Regions from separate parts of the Mus musculus genome. Here regions 1, 2, 3, 5, 6 and 7 are each linked to region 4. A link is a loop called in an ENCODE intact Hi-C map of the cell type or tissue named here. Cell type or tissue: left cerebral cortex. All regions are shown on one strand. Region 1 overlaps Ak4 (adenylate kinase 4). Region 2 overlaps Ak4 (adenylate kinase 4). Region 3 holds the start of Leprot (leptin receptor overlapping transcript). Region 4 holds the start of E130102H24Rik (RIKEN cDNA E130102H24 gene). Region 5 has its middle 2.9 kb from the start of Ak4. Region 6 overlaps Jak1 (Janus kinase 1). Region 7 overlaps Jak1 (Janus kinase 1).

Region 1 (4,000 bases), 94 kb before region 4:
TCCCAGTAGACATCTGCTGTGCAGTGGGGAGCAGCTCTCCTCAGAGGTCAGCCTGGAAAAGGAATTAGAAAATGCAGAGAGAGAGAGAGAGAGCGATGGCAAACCCAGTCTAACCAACTGAAAACAACGCCGCAAATGCACTGTGAAAGCCTCAGCCCAAGGACCCCTGGTCCAGTGTCTGGACGCGCATCTCCTTCCGAGGGCTAGGTGGGTGGGCAGGCGGCAGGCACACCAGGATGCCTCAGGTCTGAGATCACCCTCCAGGAAAACAAGCATGCCAGGCAAGACTGCAAATGCAAATAGCCTGGCTTTAGCAGCAAAGTGACTACAAACAAATAAACAGAAATCCCTTCAGAAAGACCCAGTGAGCTGGTACTCACAACGCAATACAGCCCCCTTAATACGATTCCAGCTTCTTAAAATGTGAGTCTCAACCCATATGTAACTGATTGTGGGGCTGCAAAAAAAAAAAAAAAAAAAGTTTCTGAATTCAAAATCAAGTGTCTAAGGAATCCAAGCAAGCAATGGTGACCTTGCTGCAGTCTTGCAGTCTTTACACAGAGGAGGCCACTGTGCTCAAGGCAGATGATGGCAGGCGTATGGCTACTGGAATTGGGATTCAGTCTCCCTCAGCTATATAGTGTGTTTTAGGACAGCCTAAGCTCCATGAGACCCTGGATCAAATGTGGAAGGAGAGGGAGAAAGATAGTTTCATATTCCTAAGGCTGGCACAGAACTGACCGTCTGTCAAGTGTGCCACCAAAACCAGCTGCAGTGTTTCGGTTCTTATAAGAACCGTAATGATGCTGTGCGTGGTGTGACATGTCTTTAATCCTAGCACTCAGTGGGCAGAGGCAGGAGGATCTCTGTGAGTTAGATAGAGGCCAGCCTGGTAGAGAGAGCTCCAACACTACATAGTCCCTGTCTCATGAATGAACAGTTGATTATTACCAGCAAGTGTTGTCTGTAAGCCTATTTTAGAATGTTATATTGCAGTTACTTATTTGGGGGAGGAGGCAGAAATGGGTATGTATGCCTGTGATGGTCAGAGGACAACTTACAGGACTGAGTTCTGCTCTCCACCACTAACTCCAAGGGGTCAAACTCCAGTAGTTAGCTTTTGTATCAGGAACATTAGCTTGATGAATAATCACTCTCACAAGCATTGTGTACCTATTTTATATACTTATATGCCAAAGGCAACATAAAATCAAGCAAAATGGTGCCAGTGAAAACTGTCTACAAAACCTTCAAGTTATCTTTATCTTGAATCAAAAAGCTTAAAAATTATTTTCCAAAATGCAAGGATGCTATTTTTCCCCCCCAGGAAAACTAATGCTATGATTTGGATATGAGCTGTGCACATCCCCCAACGATCTATGTGCTGAGACTTAGTTACCAGCGAGACAATGCTTGGGATTACGTGACCTTTCTAGAGATGGAGGGTGGTGAACCTTTCTTGGAAAGGATTAACATGGTCCTGGAGGATTCTAGCTAATTCCCATGAAATGTGCACAGCATCAAGGAACAAGGCACCCTACCCACTCTGGCTTCCTGAATCACAACAGGAAGCACTTGTGTGTGTGCCCTTACTAAGACGCAGCCTACCATGATAAGATGCAGTCAATGGGACGCTCGCTATGCTGCTGTCTGACCTTGTGGTTTGAGTAATAGCTGTTCTCCACACCCCGGGCATTGAAACACTTGGTCCCCAGCTGGTGATGCTGCTTGGGAAGGTGACAGATATATAGGATGCCTAGGCACACTTCCAGTTTGCTGTCTTGCTCTGTGTCTGACATTGTAGGGGTGATCTTTCTGCTTCCTGCCCCAGCTGCCTGCTGCCATGTCTTCCCTGGTATTATGGACTCTAAAGCCCTAGCACAAACTAACTCATTCTTCCAAGAACTGCTTTTGGTTGTGGTATCTCACCACAGCAACAGGAAAGTAACTAACACAACCTCTACAACGTCAAACTAAATACAACTTTTTGTTTATTCACTACTCTACTTAGTGTTAGAGCAATGAAAGCTGACCAATGCACCAAATTAAAATATTTTGAAAATCTACCATGGTGGCTCACATCTGTAATCCCAGCATTTGGGGGCGGGGCGCTAAGGAAGACGATTACTGTGAGAGTGAAGTCATCTGAGCTATTTAAGGAGACTCTACCTCAAAAAGAGAACAAAATAAAATAGGTGTTTCCCATCTAAGTGCTGTGGAAGCAGACAGAGATGAACATTTTAACAAGGATGGAGCCGGCCCAGTCGGAGCACACAGCATCTCTCTGACCGACTTGCTGTTCCCTTGGCTCGCATCCACAGCACTGACTTCCACCCACGGTTAGCAGGATGCTTCTCCAAAGCCATATGGACCGAGACGATGAGTCATCTGTCATGCAGGATCCCTTCTAAGACAGGCCTTTGCACATCCAATCACCTCTAGCACACTCAACAGGCGCATCCTCCGCGGAGCACAAGCATGTGCCTGTGACATAAGGCTTCTAAAGCAGAAGGTGGGGACCGGGAGGTCCTTACACCCTCACTGTGCCAAATGGACAGGCTCCAGAGCTTTGAAGAAAAATCAAAACTGAAAATGTCCAGATGGGCTTTCCGGAAGAGAGACGGGGGGTGAGAGGGGGGAGACTAAGTCAGTTGGGAGACTGACGCACTTCACTAAGAACAGTCCTGTGATGTAAAAGACGGAGAACAGCTAAGAAACGCAAGCGAGGAAGGACATAACCCAGCCCATACGTGCCTCTGCAACTCAGCTAGACCACATTTTTTCAAGCTATTTTTGAACTTCATACTTCATGTAGTAACCTAAATATTCAGGCCCTATACACCAGCCGACGAATACCAGCAAAACCTCATTTACTTAAGCATTGCTCTCCTAAGCATTTTCATCCAGTCAGTCGGTTCATCCTAAACTCCTTCCTACGCCATCCTCCGCCATGAGTCAAATGCACAAACAGGTAAGGTGAGTGATCTACCTAAGGATGCACAGCCAGGAGCAGTCTGGCTGTCCGCAATACCCATTAGCCACCTCTTCTAAGGAGTTTAATAAGCGAATGATCTCTTAAAAGTACACAAATTTTATTTTACACGGCACGAGGCCTTAACTTAAGCACGTTTAAAGGAATTACTGACAGGTATTAGCAAAATCAGAGGTCATTTCTAATACACAAAAAAATATTTGGGAAATGAATAGTGGTCACACTTAGAACGCCAATTTGGGGAAGGGGGTCATTCAACTGTGACCCCTGCATGTAACTTGTTGGGCAAACTGTGCCAACTAATCATAGTGGGACGACTGTTACACGGGTAGTAACCAACTGCTTTCTGATTGGATTTGAGGTCCAATCTACAGAGGGAATTCACATCTAATACTGTAACCTTGTTCAACAGCCCAGTGGAAAAGCGATTGCTGCTGCTTTGCTAAGGGGACATGATGTGCCTGACAAACTGACTTCTAAATATTTACGTTTACGACCACAGATTAGTACTGGCATCCGGTCTGGTCAAAGACGCTTCTGTTTGCCATGGGTGACTGTTTAAGGAGAAGCTGTTAACTGTTCAAAGTGCTAAGGATAAGTGGCTCTTCAGTGTTCATCCCTAAACAGGACATCTGTGTTACCAACCCACCCACACTCACAACCTCACACACCAAGGTTCAGAAAACACCACGGAAAAGCGGGTAGGTGCTGGCTATTTATGGAAACTTGACACAAGCCAGATCACCTGAATTGAAGAAGGAACCTCAATTGAGAAACTGCCTCCATTAAGATTGGGCTTTAGGCAAGCAAGCCTGTGGATCATTTTCTTAATTAGTGATTGATGTCAGAGGGCCCAGCCCACTGAGGATGGTACCACTCCTGGGCTGATGGTCCTAGATGCTACAAGAAGGCAGACCAAGCATGGCCTCTGCATCAGCTCCTGCCTTCAGGTTGCTAGCCTGCCTGCCTTCTATGATGAACTGTGACGTGGAAATGTAAGGAAATAAA
Region 2 (4,000 bases), 69 kb before region 4:
AAAATGGACCTCTTGGGGCTGCACAAATGAGACCTTCTGTACCGTGTCTGAAAGGCCAAACAGAACTAAATGGGGGCGGGGAGGGGGAGGTGCAGAGAGTAACCCTAAAACCTGTCTATCACTACTTATGCTTTTAAAAAAAAGTCAGTTTGCTCAAAGGAAGCCCATGTTTGAATGTCTGGTCTGACCCATGGGGAAAGCTCAAAAAAACTTCATAAGGAAAATAACACTTGCATGTCTACAAGTCACACATGAAGCAATACAGAATAACAAAATGACAGCGTTTAATAATTTGTTTGGCAAATAGGTGGCCGAAATACCTTCATAAACTGTCTATCCTAACCATTCAAACCACAATTTCATGATTATTTGCCATCACTTGAACTCTAGAAAGTTCAAAATGCCATAAACTGCACTGTATTGCTGGGCAGTGGTGGTGCACACCTTTATTCCCAGGACTAGGGAGACAAGAGGCAAATCTGAGTTTGGGACCAGATTGGTCTACAGACTAGTTCCAAGACAGCCAGCCCTGTCTCAAAAATAAATATAAAAATAAAATTAAAAAGAGAAAAAAAAAAAAAAAAGAACACCCTACACTGTACGAATTTAAAAGATTTGAAATGTGCGTGAGAAGTACCCTATGGCAGGTTTCAGATCCTCCAGAGCTAAAATTAAGAGCAGCTGTGAACTGTCCACGCGTGCTAGGGAATCAAACTTGGGTCCTCTACAAAAGTCGTTTGTACTCTTCCCTGTGGGGCCCTTTCCAGCCCCTGACACACGACTTTTATGTGTATCTTAAAAACAAAGACTAGGAGCTGAGGGCAAGGGGCGTGGAGCAAATGCAGCAACCTGCCTTAGATCTGGGTGTAGCTCAGCTGTAATGCTTAGGATTAGCAAGTGCAGAACCCCGTAAAGGTAAAATAACCCTTTGCTTTAACAGTGCAGGTATTAATAAAGACAGTAGAATATAACCTGGTCTATAAGGTGTGTCCATGAACACTAGTGGACAACAGCTCTAGAGGGAGTCCCCAGGTATGTTATAACAATTAAGCTCATCTCCTCACCTGACAACTGGTGTCACTTGTCAAATTCAGTTCAAGAAACACCTTGGGCTGGCCAGTTCTATGTCACCTTGACATAAGCTAGAGTCCCTGGAGCAGAGGAAGCCTCAGCTGAGAAAATGCCTCCATAAGATCTGGCTGTGGACAAGCCAGGAGGACATTTAATTAGTAATTGATGTGGAAGAGCCCAGCCCATTGCGGGTAGGGTCCCTGGGATGATGGTCCTGGGTTCTATAAAGGGCGGGCTGAGCAAGGCAGTAAGCAGCACTCCTGGCCTCTGCATCAGCTCCCGCCACCAGGTTCCTGCCCTGCTTGAGTTCCTGTGCAGACCTCCTCTGATGAAAAGATCAAAAGCGCTGTGGAAGCCAAATGAACCAACCCTGTCCTCCCCAAGTTGCTTTTGGTCATGGTGCTTCGGCAGCACAGCAACCCTGACTAGGTAGGACACACTCCCTCAAAAGTGCTCCCCGGAAATGGCTAGCAAGGTAGCTCAGTGGGTAAGCACCTGCCACACAAGTCTGACTACCTCAGTTTGATCCCCAGAACCCACATAAAGTTGGAAGGTGGGAAAAAAATAACTCTTGATAGTTGTTCTGACCTACACACAGGTGGGCATGCAAACACACACACACACACACACACACACACACACACACTAGCAGGGACGCATGCAGTCGATGATAGCAATTGTTTAGATGATAGTAACTGTTTAAAGTGTTCCTGGGCCAGGCATGGCTTCCCAATACTCACGACACTGATGCAGCAAGACTAGAGTTTGAGGCCATCCTAGACCACATTGTGAGTTATAGGCCAACTTGGGCTACAGAGCAAGACCCTACTTAAAAAAAAAAAAGTGTTCCCCAATCCCACCCCCTCTTAAACACTACAAAAACCATCATTCCCCCTGTGGTCTCAGGAGCGAGGCATGCAGTTCTGTGACTCCTTGCTTGCTTCCTGGCTCTCCTGAAGCTGAGCAGCCCTTCAGAAAACCAACCTCATCTCACTGCTGTGTACCCTAAGAGCCACACTGCCCGGGTCAGAACACTCACTGCAAGACACCATTCACTGCTCCCTGCCTGTCTACCAGGAGACTCTAACCCCAATTCCCAGCAACAGAAAACTAGTTAAATTCATGGGTCTCCAGAGCACAGCCTGAGGATATCTGAGCATCCAGGAGATGTCTCCAGAGTCCATGAGATCCTCCTTCAACTACTTATCTGTGTGACTTCAGCCTTCAAACACTGCAGCACAAACTCAAGAAGCCAAAGACAACCTTGCGTTCTACCACAAAGCCAGATATTAGGGACCGGAGCCAGGTCTGAAAGGCAGGCAAGATGGCACACACCTATAATCTGAGCATTCTAGAGGCTAAGGCAGAAGGATCCACAGTTCAAAGCCAGAATGGGCTATAAAAGACCCAGTCTCAAAAAACCAAGTTGTGAAACAATTAAAACCAAAAACAACAAACTTAAACTCATAAAGGAAAGGGGAAATTAAAGCGAGATTACAGGTGACAAAGAAGACTTAATGACTCCATGCACTGTGCACTACTACATTGGCTCTTAGAACAGGAAATACATTCGCAGACAAGTCAGTGGTATTTAGAGAATGTCTGCAAATTAGGTGATGACACTGTCAATGTAAATTCTACTGAGTTATTTGCTTATGAAAATAACCTATGGAAACAATTTAAATAGACCTCAGCTGGCCCACAGCTTGCCTAGCGTGCAGAGCTAGCTCTGGCTTTAATCCCAAGCAACATATAAACCATGGAGTGGTGGCCCTGCCTACAGTGCCAGCACCCAGGAGGCTGCAGCAAGATCAGACGTTCAAGACCAGTGAGTGGGGTTTGGGGGTTTGAGAGACGGCTCAGAAGATCAAGTCCTGGCAAAAGCCGTTTTTTGGTTTTTTTTTTTTTTTTTTTAGATTCCCCAAAACCAAGGCTATACCCAAATGTCTGTATACACAGAGCAAGGGATCAAGCCAAGGGCTTCCTGCATACTAGGCAGGATACCAACTGCACTAGTTCCATAGCCCAAGAGACCTGGGCCTCCTGAGTCTTGCCAAACAAGGAGGAAACAAGAATGTAGCATACCTTAGAAATCTTGGAATGAGCCAAGACCCTGGATAAACCAGAGAAGGTTAACCATTTAAAGTTGCTTTAGATGTAATCCTGAACTCTGACTAAGGTCTCCAAACCCCTCTATCCTCAATTCTTGGAAAAATTCACTCTTACATAAGGTGTGCATTTATACTTAATGAGTACCCAAAAGCCTGAGCCCTTTGAACGAGGTCATCTTTTCAGAGAGGATCAGCTCACAGCCTCATTTAAAATGCTAGTCAGTCCATCTGCAACACCCTGGCAAGAGCTGCAGTTAATATTAATTAAGAGCAGAAACAGGTTCCTTCTTGAACATCTTTTCTTTAGTCAAGTCCAAGATGCTTGCTTCCAAATGGAACCTCTCCAATTCTCCTACCCGTGAGACACTAGACTCCAGTATTAAAAGGTGCCTGGTTTTCTAATACCACTGCCTGCCTAACACTAAAACCGGATCTTCATATCCTTCAGATAAAACTTAGCAAAGAAAGCTATCACAAAATACCAGAGTTCTTGGGGGGCGGGGGGTTGTAGTTCCTTCTGGGCACATTTTTTTTTCTTACTAGCCCTGTTAATCCAGACCTAGAGACTTCAACCTTCCTTGTCCTAACATTACAGGGGTGTACCACCAGACACCCATGCAATGCTAGGACTCTAACCACCAGGACTTTGTCACTGTTGGGCAAACACCCTACCGAGCTACATTCCCACCCCAAATTGCAATTTTTTATGGGATACATTCTAAACTTTTATTTTATAAGCACTGGAGTTTTACCTACATGTGCATCTATATGAGGGTGCCAGATGTCCTAGAACTGGAGTTACTGGCAGTTGTGACCTG
Region 3 (4,000 bases), 290 kb before region 4:
TGCAAATGTGTTCACAGCCTGCATGTTGTCACTAGAGGCTCACTACCATCTGACCCCTACCTTCTCCAGCTTCAATCCTCCCTACTCTGCCTCCAAGAGCCTGGGAAAATGAGAAGAATAAGATGTGTTCTGTCATGGCCTCTGCCCCAGTCATGAATATATCCTGGTCTTAACCCAAGCCTTACAGAGTCCTGTAAATTCAGCATAACTATCGCCTCTTCTATTCCCCCCATAGAGTGGTCATTCATATTAGCTTCACATCGAACTACTACAATCTGGGTGGCTCTGAACAAAGGGAATGAATTCTCTCGGTTCTGAAGTTAGGCTTCTAAAATTAAGGCGTCTCTGAAGAGAACAAACTTCCTTGCCCAGTGCTGCTATGTCTATACTACTGCTTGGCTTGCAGCTACGGCACTCCAGTTTCTCTTACTTTTTAAAAAATTACTTATTTACGTTTATCTATCTACTTGTAGCCATGCACCATACTGCGTGTGCAAGTGTGGAGGTCAGAGGATAACCTGTTCGAGTTGGTTCTCTCCTTCAACCAGGTAGGTCCCAGGGATCAAACGCAGGTCTTAAGGCTCGACAGCAAGTGCCTTTCCTACCAAGCCATCTTGGGGCCCTCTGCTTCAATCCTTACTTTGTGCTTTCCCCCTCCCCCCTTATCTGAAGGACATCACACAAGGCAACCTTAGATTGATAACATCTGCTAGTTGCAAACAAGGCCACACCCTCATTTGGCAGCAGGGAGTTACAACTTAAAACATATCTTTTGGAGCAACATGATTCCCTCCACTATATTATCTCTATGTTCTCAACTGTCAGAGCACACATCATTTTCTTACACAGCAATATAATTATTTTCGGCAATCAACTCAGTCCAAACTTCTCACTTATCTTTTATCCCAAGTCTCCAGCATAGTTTCTCAATAACAGTTGAATTATGGGCAAAGTTTTACTTCCTTGTGCTCTTGTCTACTTCATAGCCTTTGTTCCTTTTCACTACATAGGCCCATAAATTACTGTTGCTACTTTGTACTTTCTGTCCAGGACTGAACACTCTGTAGTAGTGAGACACAATTTTACATGCTTTCTACACTGTCTTCAAATGGATACGTCATACAGTGGACATTGCCCAAGTAAACCATGTTTACTTTGATTTGAAATACAAAAGTCCCCCCAAAATGGTTAGCTATGTCTGTTACTAGTTGTGCACAGATAATGTACAGTGCATCCACATGAGTATACACTGTATCCATCTTACAGATGTTGGTGAGTGGGAAGGTCTTTGTGGATAGTTTTCAAAGAAAGGAAGTCCAACACAGAGATAAATTAAGTCTTCTCTGTGCGGATGACCAGAAATCCAAATACCAGGAAGCCTTCCAGTAACTTTGTCCCCACCCAACGCCCAAAGCTCTGCATTCACACAGATCAGGGTGATAATCTTTCGGTACCCTCCTTTCATCACCATTCAAGAACACAAACAGCACATACTGCTCTGTTCACAGACCAGTAAACACTCAAGAAAAGTCTTGTTAAAATCCCATCTAATTGCAGCCCCAAGGTTGCGTCGAATAGGGTATTTCTGGTTACTTTCCAAAGTGCCACACGCCCGAAATTATTCTGCCCAGCGAGAAAAACCGTAAGGGAACAACAGGACCAAGTTTCCAACACACATCCTGGACACAAAGGCTCCTCTGTAAGCCACAGGAAACTGCGGCGGGGCAGGAAGGTGAGGATGTGGGACCCTGATGTGACCTACGGAGAACTGAAAAGCCCAGGGGACCACTGTGGAACGTACAGCCCACGGGAGAAGCCCCCGCCTGGGAACTGACGGGCGTGGGCGTGGGCGCGAGCGTTTATAGGCTCCGCAAAACACCTCTGCCGCGCATTCGGGAGGCCGCGGTCTGCAGGAACTCGCACACCCGCACACAGGCTGCTCGCCATGCAGCCTGGAGCCAGGAGCGACCCCACCCACTAGCCGCGGGCGAGGGTCGCAGTGTACCTTTAACGCCCGCCATGTCTCTGGAGCTGGGGCTGTCGCTGCTTCCGGCTTTCTCCAAAAGCCGCCCACACCCAGACTAGCCAGGGCCGGCGCGCGAATCCAAAGCCCGGCCCGCCCCCTGACGGTATTGACTTCCTACCCAACCAACGGAGCCCCGCCCCTTCATTAGGCCCCGCCCCTGATTTTAGACTCCGCCCCATCCCGTGGCTTCCCGCCCCCAGAAGCCCAATCCCACCATCCATGCAGAACCTGATTCCTACTGGTTTAGAATTCTGCCAATTACAACCTCACACCCAATTATGCCAGATTCTGCCCTACAGGCACTCAGTATTTCCTATACTGGTTCTGATCCCTGCCACTCTGAGCTCCTCCTCTGCCGGGCCCGGTTCCGCTCGGCCCACAGTTCCGCCACTCTGGCACATAATCCTGCCTCCAGCTCATGGAGACCCTCCCCCAACGCCTTCCTCCACTTCGCGGACTCCGCCCCCAGTTGGCTGAGCTCAGTCCCTGCCAGCACGGATCCCAATCCGCCATGCAGAACTCCACCCCATTGGACTGATCCCGCCTCCGCCACTCATAGCTCGGACTCTACTGGTCCTACTTCCTGCCACTCAGAACTTCATTCCAGTAGTCTCCCAGTTTGTTCAGCACCGCCCCGCTGGCCGGGAACTCCGCTCCTAGTCTCAGCCCCCTCCCACTTTGATTACTTCAGAATAACTCCTTTATTTTAACTCTTCGGGGGATCCTGGATTCTGAGACATCTCAGCCCTGTTTCTCAATCTGGGGTCCATCCCTTCCTCACTGTCGTGACTTGGGGCCCAGGCTCTGCCTCAGGAGATTCTAGATGCTCACCATCACCCTGGCTGGCTGTTAGGAAACTTGCCTGAAAGGACTGGTGGAAAAAGTGGGGCACGGGATAAGGATGGGGAGAGGTTACCTTCCAGGACGACTCTTCCTGTGTGCCTGTGTGGTTTGTTTTGAGAGTGTGTGGCTGATATAGTAGAGATCGGGAGTGAGTGACAGCACCAGAAATCAGGATTAGAGATATCCCTATGTAAGATCTTTGACTTTTGTATAGATTTGCTTGCTTTGTAGCAAACTACATTAACATTTTGTGTAAACTACCGCGTCCGTCTATCCCCCTCATTCATTACAAACTCTGTGGGTCCGGATTTCTTTAGGTCCTTAAATAAACGCAGGCCTGCAAGTAACTAAGGCCAATTTTCACTCCTCCAGATCCATCTTATTCTTACCTTCTTCAGTGGAATCTTCCTTCATCTTAGAAACCATCCAGTAGTCCAAGTCCTCTACAGAAAGCAGTTCAGAAAGAATAGGAACTGAACCAAACAGCTCTTTAGACAAGGTTAGAAAGTCAAAACCCACGAAGTTCTAAACTTAAAAGGAAAATATGTATATACACATATATATGTATATACATATATATATGCTTAATCTGCTAAGAACCTAGTATACAATCAGTGATTCTGAGAGGCACATTTGCATAACTTACCACAATAGAGCAATTGTTCTCCTTTAGACTGTTAATACTATTGTAACCATTACAACAAGTTAAGCCATTGTACCATTGAGAGTGTGTACAGGATGAAGCTTGTACACAGGGTCTGCAGTGTCAGGCATGTGCCAGCATCATGGACAACGTACCTGGTGAAAATGGGGGATTATGGTGCCTATAAAAGCACTCAGAAAATTGCTCTGCCAGACCTGTGTTTTTAACTTCTCCTTTATAAGCACTGAGATCTGTTAGTGAGGAGGTAGGTTTTTCCCACCTTAAATAAAGAGATTATGTGATGTAAACCGTCCCACTCTCCTTCCACCCTCAACCACACTGTTTGTTTCTCTCCGACTGCTTTCTGCCAACAACAACTGGACTGAGTACTTTACCTGAGAAAGTGGACTTTTCCTGTGCCAGATGTTGCACCAAAAACCATCCTACTCACCAATTCCACATTTCCACAAGAAGAAAAGCCACTGGAA
Region 4 (4,000 bases):
TGCTACTAGCACTGGGAGCTAATTCATAGGGTCCCAGACCTAGAGGTTCTGAGTTAGGGTGCAGATCAGGGACACTGTTCCCTAGCATACATTAGGCCCTGGGTTCAGTTCCTACTCCCCTCTAAGGAAAACATAGAACCTATGATTTGATTCCTAACTCAACAAGATTAAATCGCAGTTCAGACTTCAAGCATTTGTAGTCTAGTCCATGAAAGCAAAAGAGCAGGAGTCGGCATAACTAATTTATTTATTTGAATTTGAGAGAATTCAAAGAAGAGGAGCCAAATATAGAAAGAAAGAAAGAAAAAAAAAGATGGGGGAAAGCAGTTAGTTTAAAAAGTTGAGAGAACAAAGTATGTTTTACTTGGATGTGCAACCAAAGAAGCCTGCCAAGAATGGTCAGCAAAAGGTGTAAGAGCCATGAAACGACTTCTGTCCAACCTTTACCGGAAACACGCAAGGAATTTCCTAGACTGGTCAGGATTGGATTGTGGGAAAGGTCTCCTTCAAGCCTCCCTTGGCTTTTATGGCAAGAAAACAGTGTTGACTACAGAGAGCTGTGGTTCTCAAAGCTTGTCCCCACTAGCGGAAAAGCCAGTCATTGTCCCGAATCCCGACGTTGAAAGGCACCATGAAATAAATATTACGAAGACACAGGAGAGCTTTCAACTCTGTGAGCAGGACAGAAACACTTCACAGCACACATGTTGCCTTGTTCAATGACAAGGATGCTCCCCAGAAGAAGAGGAAAAGAAGCTGTGTTCACACACATATTTGAGTCAACACTCAAGAAAGGTGCCGGAAGAGGTCATGAACCCCCGCAGCAGTCCTGTGGGGTTAGCAGTTCTGAGTTATCCATCTTTAAGTTCTAGGCACAGGAATGTTACAAAACGGAACTACAGCTGCACGGTGCTAGGCTCTACTTTACCCCCTCAGCTGTCTCTCGGTCCAAACAAACTGGGGTCTAACACGGTATTTAGCTTAGACCTACCCTGTGTCTCTCACCTGTAAGTGGTAGCGCCCTAGTCAACGCTAAGGTCCACTTCTGCTTTCAATCATACGAGAGGCACGCAGAAGAGAAACAAAAGTGAAAGCTCTTGAAGGAACACACACAAGTAACCGAAAGCACCAAACTCTGTCACTGAGACCTGGCAGAGTTCCAGACATTTATCCTTTCAGCAACCGTGAACTCTGGGCACCTATCACGTCCTGTGAATGTGAATTAACACGGTAGAACACGAATCGGCCCAAAGCTCTGCAGCAGTCTTCTCAACCCTTCCTAGCACTGAACCTTTTATTTAAATTTCTACCTCAATAAATCCAGCCACGATGCACGCCCTCGCCCAACCAAACCAAACCAAACCAAAAAGCCCGCAACGCCACAAACCATCCCTAAGCTGTGCGTCCAGCTTTAGGAAAAGAGAAAAGGAAGCAGAAAGAAAATCTGAACTGGTCTGATTCCCCCTGCCCTCGCCATGTGGGGGTCCTCGGAGCGAACTGTTTTACAACTTAGAAAATGCAGCGGTCTTCCGATTCTGTTATTTGAATGGACCACTGAGCCACTGGAGCCAGGCAAGGGCAGGCAGCCGGGTACCCAGCAGAAGGATGGAGCACAAGGCCCGCACAACCAGGATCCGCGGACCCTGATGATGGGAGGATGCTTGGAGCACCCCAGCCTCCGGCTCCTGGGCACGGAGAGACCGGCGCGCACGCGCGCACACGCACCACGTCCTTCGCCTGGAGTTGTGTCTCGTCTCCCTTTTGTTTTTCTCCCTTCCCGGTCATGAGACCCGGAAGTTTTTTTTTTTTTTTTTTTTCCTTCAATCCTGTCTCTCTCCCTTTTCCACCCCCCCCCCCCCTTCCCCAATCTATCACATGGCAAAGCTAGAATAAAAACAGAAAAATGGCGACGGTCACGTTGTGGCGAGCCTTGCTGCGTCATTAGATAATCCTCATGCAAATAGCGGGATGAACAAAGAAAGGGGGGCTCGGGACCCCCGAGGGCGCAGGTGGGTGCGGGGTGCGCGCGGCCGCGGGGGCGGCGTCCGTGTGCGCGCTCCGGGTGCTGCGCTCTCGGCCCCGGGCTGGCGGCGCGCCCTGGCCGGCCCGCGGGGCGCAGAGAGCGGCTGTGCGGCGCGCGCACGGCGCTCGCACCCGGGCCGGCCCCGTATCCCGGAGCCCGGAGACGACGGCGGGGGCGGAGGCTGCTGTTGGACGCCTTTGGGCGCTCGGCGCCAGCTCCGGTAGGCGGCGGACCGCGCGGGGCGGCAGCTCGGGGCCAGGCCCGGAGCTGTGGCGCACTCGCTTTTCCCCCCACCCCCGCCCGGTGGCTGGGCGCTGGCGCGGTTCCCTCGCCGTCCCGCGGCCGCTGGAAATAGAGCCGGGATGTTGTTTACATGACGGATCCGGCGGGAGGAGTCTGCGAGGAGGAGGCGGAGAGAGGAAGAGCGGAGTCCCCGCGGCGGCGGTGGCGGGCCGGGGTGCGGGCGAGCGCCGCGCGGTCCCCGAAGCCTGGACACGGGAGCCTAGGGTAGGCAGGCGGGGGCGCGGGCTGCGGGAAGGCTGTCAGAGTGGGCTTTGCGGTACCTAGCCTGTCACGCAGACTCTTGGGGGGCAGGGGGAAGGAAAATGGAGAGAGGTTGGGAGAACCTCTGTTTCCCCTTACGTTTGGGAACGCCCCCCCTCTTATCCCCCACTCTTTCCCGCTTCTCCCTGGACTCACCTGTTTGTTTCCACCGCTCAGGGCTCTGGGTTTTTGTTTGTTTGCTTGTTTGTTTTAAACGTGCGCCAGAGGGGCTGGGCTTATTACTATTATTTGCGAAATTATTGGGAAGGCGAGAGGGTGTTGCTGTAATCGATCCTAGTCCAGGTCGGTTTTCAGGAGGGGGAGGGGACTTGGCGAAGACCCCGGCTCCTGGCCGCAGCTGACCCCGGGGCTCCTCCCCGCCTTCCCGGTGAGGAATCCTTTCCCTTGCCCCGCGAAGCCAGCTGCCACCTTCCTGGAGAAAGACCACACCTATGCTTCTTCCCGCTTTGGAGGCGAGGTGAGCTAAGAAGCCAGACAGTGCCCTGCCCACCAGAGCTTGGCCAGACCTCGACACCCCAGAATTGGTAAAAGGCGCTTCTTTTCACCTGCTGATAGCGTTGGTACGTCAGCCCTCTCTAGTCCCCAGAAGTTGCAATTCACAGTTTACGTTAAAATTTGTCTCTTTCTTCACCCTTCTTCCCACCGGCAATGAACTGTTGAGTTTAAGTTGAAAAAGAGAGGTGTCTCCCGCCCTGCCCCTAGTGAGGGTTTTTTTTTTTTTTAATTCCACAGTAGGTCTTCCACTCAGACCTGCACTTCTCCGGTCTCCTCTATCTCCCACTAAACTTAGCCCAGAGCCAGGCCTAAGCTTTTATTCCCTGTGGGCCGCACCCTGGCCCCTTGCCTTTCTACCGAGCCAAATGCTTCTCAAAGCAGAAGGCACACCCAGCCCCAAGTCTCTTCCAAGAGGGAGGGAAGAAGAAAGGATTTGGGGGGGGGTGTCCTCAAGTTCCGGTTTCCAAAACCCCCGTAGCATTCTCCTCCCGGAGCCTCCTGAATTCTTCCTAACAGCTGTTTTCTGCAGTGCCTTTTGCTCCTCCTGGCCTTATATTGGAGAGAGTGGATGGGGAGAGATAGCCACCCCCACCCCTTTCCTAGAACTAGGCAATTTTTTTCTCTGTCTTTTCATTTATTATGTTTGGAATATAAAATATGCAAGTGTGATTGCCTGTTATTAGAGTTGATTTTCTTCCTGGCTAGTGACTAACTGGGACTCCAGAGGGAAGGAGAGGTGAGGGATGGTGAGAGGGGGATCGTTCACCACCTATGTGTCCTGGGAATTGCCAGAAGAGACCCTTCTGAAAAAAGGCACTTCTCCCTTCCATGACATCACCACTAAGCCCTTCCAACTTTAGCTTCAGAACAGGAAGAAGGCTCAAAATAGAACTAACTACCTTAGGAATCCAGTTCCTT
Region 5 (4,000 bases), 60 kb before region 4:
TACTTATTGAGACCTAATCTCAAAAAAAAAAAAAAAAAAAAAAAGTAAAAAAAGATCTATTGTATACCCAACGCTCTTCTTTTTGCTTGATATACAACAACAACAAATGATCGAATCCTGGCCCCATAGTTGCAGCCAAAGTTTTAAAACCTTGACTGGCTCCATCCAATGCCAGCGCCCTGAAGAGGAGGAAGAGAAGGATGACTTTGGCTGTACTCCGAGGAAGAGAGAGAAGGACAGAGGATCCCAGGGCTTCTTTGCCAAGGATATAATACTCTCGACTCTGCTCACCACCTCAAACGGCGGCTTTCTTTTCCTTGCCCCTCACATACCAACCAATACTCCCACATGCCTCAGCCTTTGCTTTGATTTGTTTGAGACAGGGCTTCTCTTCACAGCCCAGGATGGTCTTGAACTCACCATGCTTTTGCCACTGCCTTTTTTTTTTTAACTAGGTATTTTTTTTTCATTTACATTTCCAGTGCTATCCCAAAAGTTCCCCCATATCCTCCCCCACTCCGTCGCCATCCACTCCCACTTCTTGGCCCTGGCGTTCCCCTGTACTGGGGCATATAAAGTTTGCATGTCCAATGGGCCTCTCTTTCCAGTGATGGCCGACTAGGCCATCTTTTGATGCATATGCAGCTAGAGTCAAGAGCTCAGGGGTACTGGTTCGTTCATATTGTTGTTCCACCTATAGGGTTGCAGATCCCTTTAGTTCCTTGGGTGCTTTCTCTAGCTCCTCCATTGGGAGCCCTGTGATCCATCCAATAGCTGACTGTGAGCATCCACTTCTGTGTTTGCTAGGCCCCGACATAGTCTCACAAGAGACAGCTCTATCAGGGTCCTTTCAGCAAAATCTTGCTAGTGTATGCAATGGTGTCAGCGTTTGGAGGCTGATTATGGGATGGATCCCCGAGGATGGCAGTCTCTAGATGGTCCATCCTTTCGTCTCAGCTCCAAACTTTGTCTCTGTAACTCCTTCCATGGGTGTTTTGTTCCCAATTCTAAGAAGGGGCAAAGTGTCCACACTTTGGTCTTCGTTCTTCTTGAGTTTCCTGTGTTTCGCAAATTATATGGTATATCTTGGATATTCTAAGTTTCTGGGCTAATATCCACTTTTCATGAGTACATATCATGTGAGTTCTTTTGTGATTGGGTTACCTCACTCAGGATGATGCCCTCCAGGTCCATCCATCCATTTGCCTAGGAATTCCATAAATTCATTCTTTTTAATAGCTGAATAGTACTCCATTGTGTAAATGTACCACATTTTCTGTATCCATTCTTGTGTTGAGGGGCACCTGGGTTCTTTCCAGCTTCTGGCTATTATAAATAAGGCTGCTACCAGGATTATAGTAACGGGTCACCAAGCCCTGCTGCCTACTCTCAATTCTGCTACATGAAAGCCCTCAGTTTCTCATCCAAATACTGGGATGATCACCTGTACATCTGTCTTCTACACCCTTCTATTTTCTCTGCAGTTACAAGGAACACTGCTAAAGTAAAAACCCATCTCTGCTACTTGCCCACCTCGGTGTGTCCCACCTCCTTCCTAAGGGGCCTGCCTGCTTTGCTGAAATCCTTTGCAGAATTCTGAGCATAACTGAGAGATGGTGAGACACAGTGTAGTGAGGAATCCGTGGGAAAGAGCCTCCTAGATTCCCGGCTGTAGTGTGTGACGGAGGCAGGAGACAGAGCCTGATATGGTATCTTGCCAATCCAGCTTCCCTCGTTGCCATTCCACACAGTCTTGGCAAGACGACACGCTCAGGCCACCAACCCCCTGTGCCAACGTTTGTTCCGTAGACTCATTTCCTAAAATACCCCCGTGTGCTATAGATTTTACTGTGGGCTCCTTCGATGAGCCTTTTGCCGAAGAACAAAAAGAAAGGCTTCCAGTGTGAGGGGGCTTACATCTCTTAGGTTCTTGCCATATGCTCTGTAATAAAAGCAGCTGATAGCTCCTTACAGGGATTGTTAGACAAGAGCCTACATCAGAACCACCTAGAGAGCTTGTTAAAACATCTTGCTGAGGGCCAGAAGGTGACTCACTTGCAAAGTGTGTGCCACCAAGGCATGACGACTTGAGTTCAGCCCACAGCACCTGTGTACTGATGGTTGGACATAGTGACAGCAGGAAGAGAGGCAGGATCTCCGAGGCTTATTGGCCAACCAGTCCAGGCAAACTAATGAGTTCCAGGTTCAATGAGAAACCCTATCCCAAAATGCAAAGGGAGCCACCTTCCCTGGGTCCTCCATTCAGCAGGAGGGCTCTGATAGTTCACCACAGGAACCACTGTGCTGTTGGTGAGGAACTTGGCTGTTTGTCCAGGAACCTCAAAAAAGACAGTTGGCAAACAGAAGTGCTTTCTGGAGGGAACAACCTGAAGCTGTTGACCTTGACACGATTCTGAAAAAAAAAAAAAAAAAAAAAAAAACACACACACACACAAACCTAACTTTATCTCTTTAAAGAGCCCAGCAGAGTTGGGCATAGTGGCTCACAACTTTAATCCTAACAAAGGGAAGAAAGCACCAAATGGATCTCTGAGTTTAAGGCCAGAAGAGTGCCTTCTAGGCCTGCCAGGGCTACATAAGTGAGTGTCTCTGTCTCTGCCTCTGCATATATGTGTGTGTGTGTGTGTGTGTGTGTGTGTGTGTGTGTGCGCGCATGTGTACACACACAGACAAAGGCCAGTATAGGGATGGAGAGATGGCTCGTTAGCAGTTAAGAGTACTGGCTGCTCTTTCTGAAGACACAGCCAGGTTCCATTTACACCCACATAGCAGCTCACAACCATCTATAACCCAAGGTCCAAGGGGGCTGGCCAGCCGCAGGAACCAGGAAGGCATGTGCTACACAAACGTAAATGCAGATGAAACACCCATCCACATAAAATGAAAACTTTAAATAAAATTGTAAAACCCAGTAGGAAATCTCCTTTTTGTTGTTTTTTGAAACAGGGTCTCGATGTAGCCCTGGATGGCCTGGACTCAGTATGCAGACCAGGCTGGCATCCAACTCACAGAGATCCACCTGCCTCTGCCCCTGGAGTGGTGGGATTAAAGGCCTGGGCCACCACACCCGGCTAGTCCATTTATTCTGAGACTGTGAGTTCTGCGGACAGGTCCTCATTCTCTTTTTCTAAAGTCATAAACTAGATTTTGCTGACCCTGAAGCTAGAGAGCAGCTTTATGGGTCAAGGAGGACACCAGAGGGGGAACATCCAGATTCCGGGTTCTGATCGTCACATTAGAACTACCTTTCCTGAAAAGCCCTCATTTGCCTAAATAGAACCATATTTAAAAACTTAGAATTATCTTTCTCAAAAAAAAAAAAAAAAAAAAAAAAAAAAAAGAATTATCTTTCTCAATCCCCAAGATACCAGTCTCCTCTGTGGCATCTTGTGGCATCTTTCTCCCCTCTGATCTGAATGACAACATCAGTTTCTTTCCTCATTCAGACATTGAACAGTGTCTGAAGCCATAGGCTTTGTGTCCCCTTGATGAGATATAAGCCTTGGGCTTTTGTTTCTCAGTGTCCAGAGACACTGAACAACTTTAAATTTAGATTAGATTAAATTCCAGCAGAAAAAAAATCTTAGCCCTTCCATTAAGTTATGTAAGAAATGCTAACTGTTAAGTTATTTTCTAAATAATTTCTTTCCAGGAGCTAGGGAGCTAGATCGGTCTGTGAGGTGCCTCTGGTGCAAGCATGAAGACTGCAGTTCAGTTCCCAGCACTCATGTAAACATATTTATAGGAAGTGGTATTCTCAAAAGTGGCTGGCATAAATCAAAATTGCAGGTGGTCTATGTCCTTGTGTGGCTCCCCCAAGAAAGTTCTGTTCCCAAGGTACTGCATTTAGACAAAACCCACCATTCTCTCAGGGGCTTGAAGAAAGTTCCCGCTTGGTAAGGAAGAGTCATTATCCTTATCTCTGGCAAGAGGGACATGTGTACTATGTAACTATGATGCCTACTAACTTGTTAAACTC
Region 6 (4,000 bases), 190 kb after region 4:
ATGCTAGCCAGTGTGCCACAAAGGGCGAAAACACACCTGCCTCTTGGCCATGAAACCTCAGAGCTCCTTAGGGCTTTAAAGCCCAATGGTCTTATTTTTTACATGACCTCCCTTCTGGTGTTAAAAGAAGATCTAACTTCCCTAGGGATCATGGTCCCCGGGAGAAGACAGCATCCACGGAATTGAGAAGGCCAGGGGCTAGGATGTGCTTTACTTGAAGGTTGCTGATACAGACCTCTGATGTAGCTACCACCTCTAACAGCAGAGACTGGAAGCCAGTAGCTTTGGAGGGAAGAGTGGGGGAACAGCGTTGAATACTTGGGTGGCTTTTCCCGAGGCTCTTCTGAAACGGAGCACTGAGAGTGCCTTCTGTCTACTTTTCTCACTTGCTTTAGAACTCTGAAGGTCTGAGTTTTCACTCACTGCTCTGTGATTCATGGGAAGCCTAGAATGCACACCAGATCTTGTGCAGGACTGTCCCATTGGGTGATAATATTTGAGCAGCTTCCACTGTAGCAGTACCTACTACTTTCAAAGTAGTGTAGTGACTATCTTATTGTTTATTGTTTTTTTTTTTTCCACATAGGAAGTTGGTTTCAGGGATATTCAGTGAATTGCTCAAGGCTTCACAGCTGATGGCATCAGCAGTAGTATAGTAGTGACAGTGAATAATAACAATGGCTACTGACATCTTAGTGAGTGTTTGGTCTGCCTGTTTGAAGGCCTTCCATGTTGTAGACCATTTAATTATCAGAAGAATTCAGGATGCTTGGCCAAGACTCCAAGTGAACAAAGATTGGAGATTTGAACACCCTGTCTGACCTGAATACACTGATATGTCCTCCCCATTCCATCTTCATATGCTTTGCATAGGAATAGGTACTGTGGTCAGCTATCTCTGGGACACAGGGTATCTCATCTGAGGGGAGGGAGAGAAAGCTGAGGAGCCCAGTGTGGATCGTCCTCGTATTAGTTCTCAGAACCTGCAAATTAGAGAAGAGCTAAAATCAGGAATGTGTAACACAAAGAGTGTCGTTACAGGTTGCTCAATTTCTCTGCACTTGTAACTAGGGTTCCCAGAGCCAGATACTCTGATCTAGGTTTTACACTGCAGTATACATCGCTTTGTGGAATAGAGAAAAGGCAGGGAAAAGCCAGGAAGCCAGACAGAAGCATATGATAGATAAGTAAGCCCTTGGTCAGGCCCAGCACTCAGGCCCACACACCACTGAACATGTGTCAGTACCTATTCCCTGGGGCCTCCTCAGGATGGGCAGGTGTGATGCTGATTTCCACTTAGTTGCTCCTTGTAGAAGATGTCTGCATTCTGATGCACAAGGCTGGAACGCTCTGGTGGAAGACTAAGGTGGTGGTTGATCATGACGACAGTGGCTGCCAGTAGTGAAGCCTTTACTGCATACTAAAGAAAGCTCTTCTGGGCATGGTCTCATCTGTTTCACTTAGCAACCTGAGGAGGGCACAGCTTTCTTGAACGAAACATCCTTATGATGGTGAAATGGCTCCCTCTCTCACAGGTCAAGTGTAGTGCAGGTCCCCACACAGATAACCAAGCCTGAGCCACTCTAGACTCATCCTACTCTCTGATTCCCAGATGGTCGGCCACCAGCCTCTGTCTGCCCTCGTGCCACCAGTCAAATAGCCTCATTGTATTTGACTCCTTTCCCTCCTCAAGATGGCTGTACAGAGCCTTTTTATTTAAATTGTATTTTCCCAGGCTAGCATCAAAAGAGAACCGTGCAAGGAATGGGCTCAGAAAAAAGGAGCACCCAGATGACTGAAGCCAGTTTCTGGTACTTAGATTTGTACCCCAGGAAAGTCAGACTAGAGCTGTGCCTGGATGCTCTGTGAAGCCTTCCTCTCTGGCTTAGCAAGCTCTGTGGTTAGGTTGCTGAGTCTCTTTGAGCCTTTGTTCTGATCTAGAGTACAGATAAGGATGTTGACAATTCCTGTCTCTTGAGCTTAGGCAGAGGAGTTAACAGTTTCTTATAGAACTGTACCCAGCATAGAGAAAACAGAACATATGAATGTAAACAAAAAAAAGACCATATGAATGAAAACAGAACAAAAGAAGATTTGAGGGGCCCTTATTGTACTCATGTAACCAGTGTTGTAACCTATTGCTTAGCAGTTTATTTACACTAGTCTGTGTGTGGGTTCTGTGAACTGTGCCTTGGAATTTCTACAGAGTTTTGGGAACTTTCTTATCAGAATCCAAGAATTAGAACTCCCATGTGAGAACTCATTGTCATCCCGTGCAAGAAAGTGGAACAGGGAGATCATCTGTGAGTTGTCACTTCCCCAGTGGTACTGGTCCAGCTAAAGGAAGTACACGGTGTGTTCAGGGACTATGTCAGGTCTACCTGATTCCCAGAGGATTCTGTACTATGTCTGAATTTGGAAGGCAGCTTACAAAGGATAAATTCCTTAGATCCTATGTAACCCAGGCCTGGCAGACCTGGTCATGCATTGTGTTTGCTGTTTATCTTAGTAAAGTTTGGGAAATGGCCTACTCCTAAGCCACATGTGAGGTTCTAGCTTCATTAGCAAGATTTCTAGGATCCTATTCTAAGTTGCTTTTCCCTTTCATCTGCATATAGCTTGTACTTTCCTTTTTCACAGAGTTCCCTAGCCTCAAGGCATCTGTGTTCCTCATTCAGTTCACCCCTGGTGCTTCCTACATTTAACAAAGTCTTGTTGGGAACTGGGAAATAGAGTGCTTGCCTAGCATGCACGAGCCTGGTAACTTGTCGAGCATTCGTTATGTTCTAGGCTGTAGGCATAGAGCAGAACATGAAACAGACATGGTCCCCGGCTTCTTGAGACTGACTTTTGTCATTTGTTTTATTATTCTTTTGGAGACAGCCTAAGCTATTCTCCAACTCACTGTTTGCTCTCAGGTGCTGAGATTATAGGCATGTGCCATCATACCTGACCATTTCCCAAAGGAGCCTTCCCTCACCTCAGATCCTGCTGTGTGAACCCTGGCTAAATCATAGCTCTCCATGTGCTCTCTGACTCCTGTTGACTCTGTCATTAGCCTGTGAGCTCCTGGAGGGTATGAATTAAGCATTTACCCGATACAGACTTGTTCATGATGTAACTAGCAAACCCTTGTGTTGGGTAAGCCCCATGGCTCAGCACACAATGCTAGCCATGCCAGTGCAGAATGCTGCTTAAAATTCTCTGATCTTTTCACAGAAATCTCCAATCTGCTCGTAGCCACTAAGAAAGCCCAGGAGTGGCAGCCTGTCTACTCCATGAGCCAGCTGAGCTTTGATCGGATCCTTAAGAAAGATATTATACAAGTAAGTCCCCACTAAGGGTCTTTGTCCAACTTTGGTCCTGACACCCCATAGGGGAGCCCCCTAGAGATTTAAGTGTGTGTGTGGGTAAAGTCTGCTTTGGGGATATTCTAGTGGAAAGAGAACAACGAGGTAAGGCCACGCAAGCCCACCTTTCATTTTACCCAGTCTTGCTGTTGGCCTTCCCCTGAGAGACTAATCCTTGATGGACTTGGATGAGGAGGTGTGGACTACCTGGGGTAGAGGAATGGGATCACTAACATGTCAGTAGAGGTTGGTCTCAATGGAGTCTCCACCCCACAGAGTGCTGTGTAATAGTGCTCAGTCCTGCTTTTTCAGAAGGGACTTCTGAAAGGAATAGAGAGAAGAACAAAGACTACAGGGCAGGGCAGAACAAGAGCTGGCTTCAGAAAGGGGACCCTTGGGGAGCTCAGAGCATTGCCCCAGCCTTCCTGGGATAGCCTTTGCTACCCAGAATATTCAGACTAAGCCAGACCCACAGAGGCGCTTACACATCTGCGGGTAGTTGCCACCCTCAGTAGCATGTGTGGTTATGTAAAATCTAGTCTTGGAAGGGCAGAACTCATTTCCTAGGGAAGGACACTAAAGCAGAGGCCCAGAAGATGAGTCACCAAGGCTCTGCTCGGACAGAGAGAACTGTGTTGATGGATGCTGAC
Region 7 (4,000 bases), 200 kb after region 4:
GAGAGTACACTGTCTTAGAAACTGGGATTGATGGGTAAAGTGGTCCCTTAGTCACCAGCTGCTTTCTTAGTCTTCGCTCAGTAGCAGAGGTCATTGAGTCAAGTGAGGATGAGCTGAGCCGAGAGGAGTCAGGAGATCAGACCGAGGTGATGCTTGTGGCCGTGAGAGACAGCCTGAGAACAAGGCATTTCCTCAGCGGATCTAGCTTGTCTGGGCATCTCTGATAGCATGGACATATTCCTTCCAGGGTCACTTTGGGAAGGTTGAGCTCTGCAGATATGATCCTGAGGGAGACAACACAGGGGAGCAGGTAGCTGTCAAGTCCCTGAAGCCTGAGAGTGGAGGTAACCACATAGCTGATCTGAAGAAGGAGATAGAGATCTTACGGAACCTCTACCATGAGAACATTGTGAAGTACAAAGGAATCTGCATGGAAGACGGTATGTTGTGCACACTGGACTGTGGGATAAAGGTCCAGTGGCTCTCTGGGTCCTAAGGGCATTTGCTGGTAGGCAGTCCGCAGCTTCATCTTTACCAGCTCCTGTGGGCTGTCAGACATTCAGGTCTCACAACAACAAGGTCCTTACCAACTGCAGGCCTCCTGGGAGGCTTCTCCCAGCCGCAGGATGTGAACTTTGTCTTTCAGATTCACGTATAATGCTGGGAAGCATCCCAGATAGCCACACTTGTGCCATAAGGAAGTTAAACTACTCACCCCCATTCCTCTTCTGATCTAGTGCTACCTAAGGCCTTCTGCTCTGTCCTTATTGAAGCTAAGGTAGCAAATAGTACTTAGTAGTCACATTTACTAATACTGTACCTTATCTGCAAGGCAGTCATGCATGTGCTTTAAAACTAGTAATAAGAGGGTATGGACTATGATTTTAAAACTGATCGCTTGTCTAGAGATTCACAAAGCACTAGGACTGCAGTACCCTGATGAGGCAGGACCTGGGGCTATGGACTCCTGTTTATCACTGAAGTGTCTGTGCCTGTGGTAGGCTCTTCTTCCCCATGCTTCGGGGGCTAGGCTGACCTTCCACCCCCAGGCCCTGTCTACAGAGCCCCATGCTCATCCTCTCTGCAGCCTCATCTGATGCTACTTTCTCCTAAATAGGAGGCAATGGTATCAAGCTCATCATGGAGTTTCTGCCTTCGGGAAGCCTAAAGGAGTATCTGCCAAAGAATAAGAACAAAATCAACCTCAAACAGCAGCTAAAATATGCCATCCAGATTTGTAAGGTAAAAACACCAAACAGAAAGAAACAGCCTGTTTTTTTTAAAAAAGTAGGCATTCTGTCCTGGGGAAATGGTTAGTAATTAGACCTCAGCGGGAGCCTGTAATAAATGAACCGTGTTTTTAACTCTGCACCATTTGCATGAAATGTGAGCAGTGGACTTTACTTGGACCTTTTTTTTTTTTTTAATTGTTTAATTTTATAACAAAAACTGTTAGTGATATGGGGATGAAATGGCTTTTTTTCCTAATTGTGCTGTGGAAGATAAAAAAAACACAACCTGAAGTGACTTTTTCAGTGGGTCTGACCTACTGCTCTTAGGGGAAGGACTGTGGGTTATCAACAGCACATTTACCTTCGCAATGGGCCTGAGCCACACTTTTCTCTTAGGGGATGGACTACTTGGGTTCTCGGCAATACGTTCACCGGGACTTAGCAGCAAGAAATGTCCTTGTTGAGAGTGAGCATCAAGTGAAGATCGGAGACTTTGGTTTAACCAAAGCAATTGAAACCGATAAGGAGTACTACACAGTCAAGGACGACCGGGACAGCCCAGTGTTCTGGTATGTAAACCAGCTCGGCCGTGCTTTGTAGCTTAGCATTGTCTTGAAGGCTCTTGAAGCTGTGCTTGGGTGCGTATCAGCTGCTCTGAGCTTTTGGAGAATGGGAGAGTCTGGCCATCATCACTTCAGCCTCTGTAGCTTCATGTGAGCAAGCCACACCCACCACAGTTCTCATAGCTGTGAGCAGGTGGAAGAGGCTGGCTCGTTCTTAATACATCCGTGTAGAAGCCCTGGAGGGATCGCAGGGCCACAGGTACACATTGCCATAGTCGTGGAGATCCTGCAAGAGGGATAGATACTTGGCTAGGTTTTAGGAACCACTAGTTACCGTAGTTAGCGAGCCACGCCCTGACCATCATTGTCTCTCAGTTGGGAACACCTTCCTGGGGAAAGCTGCCTGTGTACCCTGATGCCTCTCATGCAGACATGGGGCCCTCTCCACCAGCAAAGCCTATCCAGAGTCTTCCTTCCTCGTTTAAAAACGGAGTGGTTTTGAGGCCCTTGATTGTGCCAGTGAATCCTGAATTATGGGTGAGGCAGCCAACTTAGTGTGGCAGTGGCACAGGCTTCAGGCATGGGTTTGAAAGGCTGTGTGTGATTGGGTAAAAGCTGAAGGGAAGGGGGCATGGCTGGAGCTCTGCTGTTCTGCTGACAGAGATAAGAGGGAACTGAAAGCACGTGTGTCATTGGGAAGTGCTGTAGGGGTGGCTGAGTCAGAGCATCAGGACTTGACCAGAGTTGAAGGACACAAAGTCTGTACTGAAGGTCACCATGGAGAGGAACAAGAAAGGAACAAGGGAATCGGGGTCAGCTGCTTCAGTAGCCCAGGAAGGACAGGTTGGGACAGTAGGAAGTGGATTTGTCTGAGGAGTGTTCAGGAAACCAGTTCTGGGATGCCTAGACACCTGGTATGGGCATTTGGGCATCACTCACCAAAATAGTGATGCCAGAGAGGGTGCTGACTCCTGGCTTACAGGGATATAACTTGGGGCTCATCTTCAGGGGACTGTCCCCTCTCTAAAAGAATGTTCCCTGGGACACGAGGAACACAGATATCTCGTTTAAGGGCAAGTAAGATGTTGCTGTGAGCCTCTGGACTGCTGTCCCGTGTGCTGTGTGCACTGTGGCAGCATGAATGGCCAGAGTCCCTCAGAGGCACGTGACTTACATTCTCAAGAACAGGGAAGTGGCTTTCCTGAGGCACTCTTTTTTTTTTTTTTTGGGAGGAACAAAAGGCTCACTCCCTGCTTTCCTTTCAGGTACGCTCCGGAATGTTTAATCCAGTGTAAATTTTATATCGCCTCTGATGTCTGGTCTTTTGGAGTGACACTGCACGAGCTGCTCACTTACTGTGACTCAGATTTTAGTCCCATGGCCGTAAGTGTTAACTGCTACCTCTTGTCAGTGTGCCACATGGAGAGGGTTACAGCATGCTATCTCACATGGTCTGGCAAAGTTTGCCTTCACAAGTGCAGAATTCAGTAAGACGACTCAGGTTTTTAGGGTGAGGGTCATCACAAGAGAGAATGATACACTTTGAGCATTGCCGTAGGGGTTTTGTTTTCATACGACTGACAGCTGTGGTTGGTCCCCTCAGATGTGCTGTTATGGACCAATCCTTGAGAGCGCAAATAAGGGTTTTAGATTTTCATTTGAAGTTATGGAAGAGAAAAGCTTTGTTGCTTTAATTTCTTCTTACTTCTGAAAGCATCACCTTAATTTTGTTTGGTTTTATTTTACATAGTTGTTCCTGAAAATGATAGGCCCAACTCATGGCCAGATGACAGTGACACGGCTTGTGAATACTCTGAAAGAAGGAAAGCGTCTGCCATGTCCACCCAACTGTCCTGATGAGGTAGCTGTGTCCCCTTCATGGGAAGGGAACTGCATTTTGAATGTCTTTACAGCTTGCCTTATCCAGCATGGGAGGGGAATAACAGAACCGAAGGCCTTACACTGGCTACAGTGTTGGCTCTTGCTTAAGAGTACTCGCTATTCTTTCTGAGGTCCTAGGTTCCATTTACAGCATCCACTTGGGTAAGACATGAGAGAAATCCCTCCTGCGGGGGATGATATGCTGCTCAAGCAAGGCTCCTCTCAGGGAGCTGTGGCCTCCATACCGTGCATGTCTGCCTTCCCAGAAGAGCACATGTGATGAGGTCTTACCATTGCCTGAAGACATTTACCCCACTCACTAGC

What was found. A loop is a pair of places that touch in the nucleus more often than their neighbours do. Peaks named below come from ENCODE experiments on the same cell type or tissue, not always from the same donor. Only the 100,000 strongest peaks of a DNase experiment are listed, where the experiment ranks them.
Region 1: a loop joins it to region 4, with 8 times the contacts of the local background. A loop is called at or near these places in 5 of 42 quality-filtered maps.
Region 2: a loop joins it to region 4, with 2.1 times the contacts of the local background. A loop is called at or near these places in 5 of 42 quality-filtered maps.
Region 3: it touches region 4 in a loop (2.8-fold over the local background); 13 of 42 quality-filtered maps call a loop at or near these places.
Region 5: it touches region 4 in a loop (2.8-fold over the local background); 5 of 42 quality-filtered maps call a loop at or near these places.
Region 6: a loop joins it to region 4, with 2.8 times the contacts of the local background. A loop is called at or near these places in 14 of 42 quality-filtered maps.
Region 7: it touches region 4 in a loop (3-fold over the local background); 14 of 42 quality-filtered maps call a loop at or near these places.

What each region holds. Positions count from the first base shown.
Region 1 is chr4:101,449,018-101,453,017 of GRCm38, reverse strand. The region is part of intron 2 of Ak4 (adenylate kinase 4); the gene reads right to left. Among named protein-coding and RNA genes, the nearest start is that of Ak4, 31 kb to the right of the region's middle. In left cerebral cortex, no CTCF peak of the experiment used is centred here; DNase peaks (open chromatin) are centred at 1,829 and 2,382; H3K27ac peaks cover 1,695 bases.
Region 2 is chr4:101,424,107-101,428,106 of GRCm38, reverse strand. The region is part of intron 1 of Ak4 (adenylate kinase 4); the gene reads right to left. Among named protein-coding and RNA genes, the nearest start is that of Ak4, 6.4 kb to the right of the region's middle. In left cerebral cortex, a CTCF peak has its summit at 2,237; a DNase peak (open chromatin) is centred at 3,415; H3K27ac peaks cover 664 bases.
Region 3 is chr4:101,645,831-101,649,830 of GRCm38, reverse strand. It overlaps Leprot (leptin receptor overlapping transcript), which reads right to left and starts at 2,048. Exons shown (of 4, transcript NM_175036.4): 1 at 2,006-2,048. The coding sequence starts at 2,021. In left cerebral cortex, CTCF peaks have their summits at 2,040 and 2,263; a DNase peak (open chromatin) is centred at 2,500; H3K4me3 peaks cover 2,169 bases; H3K27ac peaks cover 2,619 bases.
Region 4 is chr4:101,354,611-101,358,610 of GRCm38, reverse strand. E130102H24Rik (RIKEN cDNA E130102H24 gene) reads left to right here and starts at 2,363. Exons shown (of 2, transcript NR_040708.1): 1 at 2,363-2,530. All of the region lies in intron 1 of 0610043K17Rik (RIKEN cDNA 0610043K17 gene), which reads right to left. In left cerebral cortex, a CTCF peak has its summit at 2,268; DNase peaks (open chromatin) are centred at 2,313, 2,996, 3,430, 3,944 and 3 more places; H3K4me3 peaks cover 3,419 bases; H3K27ac peaks cover 3,474 bases.
Region 5 is chr4:101,414,843-101,418,842 of GRCm38, reverse strand. It overlaps a transcript of Ak4 not described here. Among named protein-coding and RNA genes, the nearest start is that of Ak4, 2.9 kb to the left of the region's middle. In left cerebral cortex, no CTCF peak of the experiment used is centred here; DNase peaks (open chromatin) are centred at 1,701 and 2,030; H3K4me3 peaks cover 2 bases.
Region 6 is chr4:101,165,869-101,169,868 of GRCm38, reverse strand. Jak1 (Janus kinase 1) reads left to right here. Exons shown (of 25, transcript NM_146145.2): 12 at 3,220-3,326. Among named protein-coding and RNA genes, the nearest start is that of Gm24468, 19 kb to the left of the region's middle. In left cerebral cortex, a CTCF peak has its summit at 1,524; DNase peaks (open chromatin) are centred at 1,497 and 3,922.
Region 7 is chr4:101,154,194-101,158,193 of GRCm38, reverse strand. It overlaps Jak1 (Janus kinase 1), which reads left to right. Exons shown (of 25, transcript NM_146145.2): 20 at 248-440; 21 at 1,118-1,242; 22 at 1,629-1,801; 23 at 3,061-3,178; 24 at 3,546-3,656. Among named protein-coding and RNA genes, the nearest start is that of Gm24468, 31 kb to the left of the region's middle. In left cerebral cortex, no CTCF peak of the experiment used is centred here; DNase peaks (open chromatin) are centred at 427 and 2,416.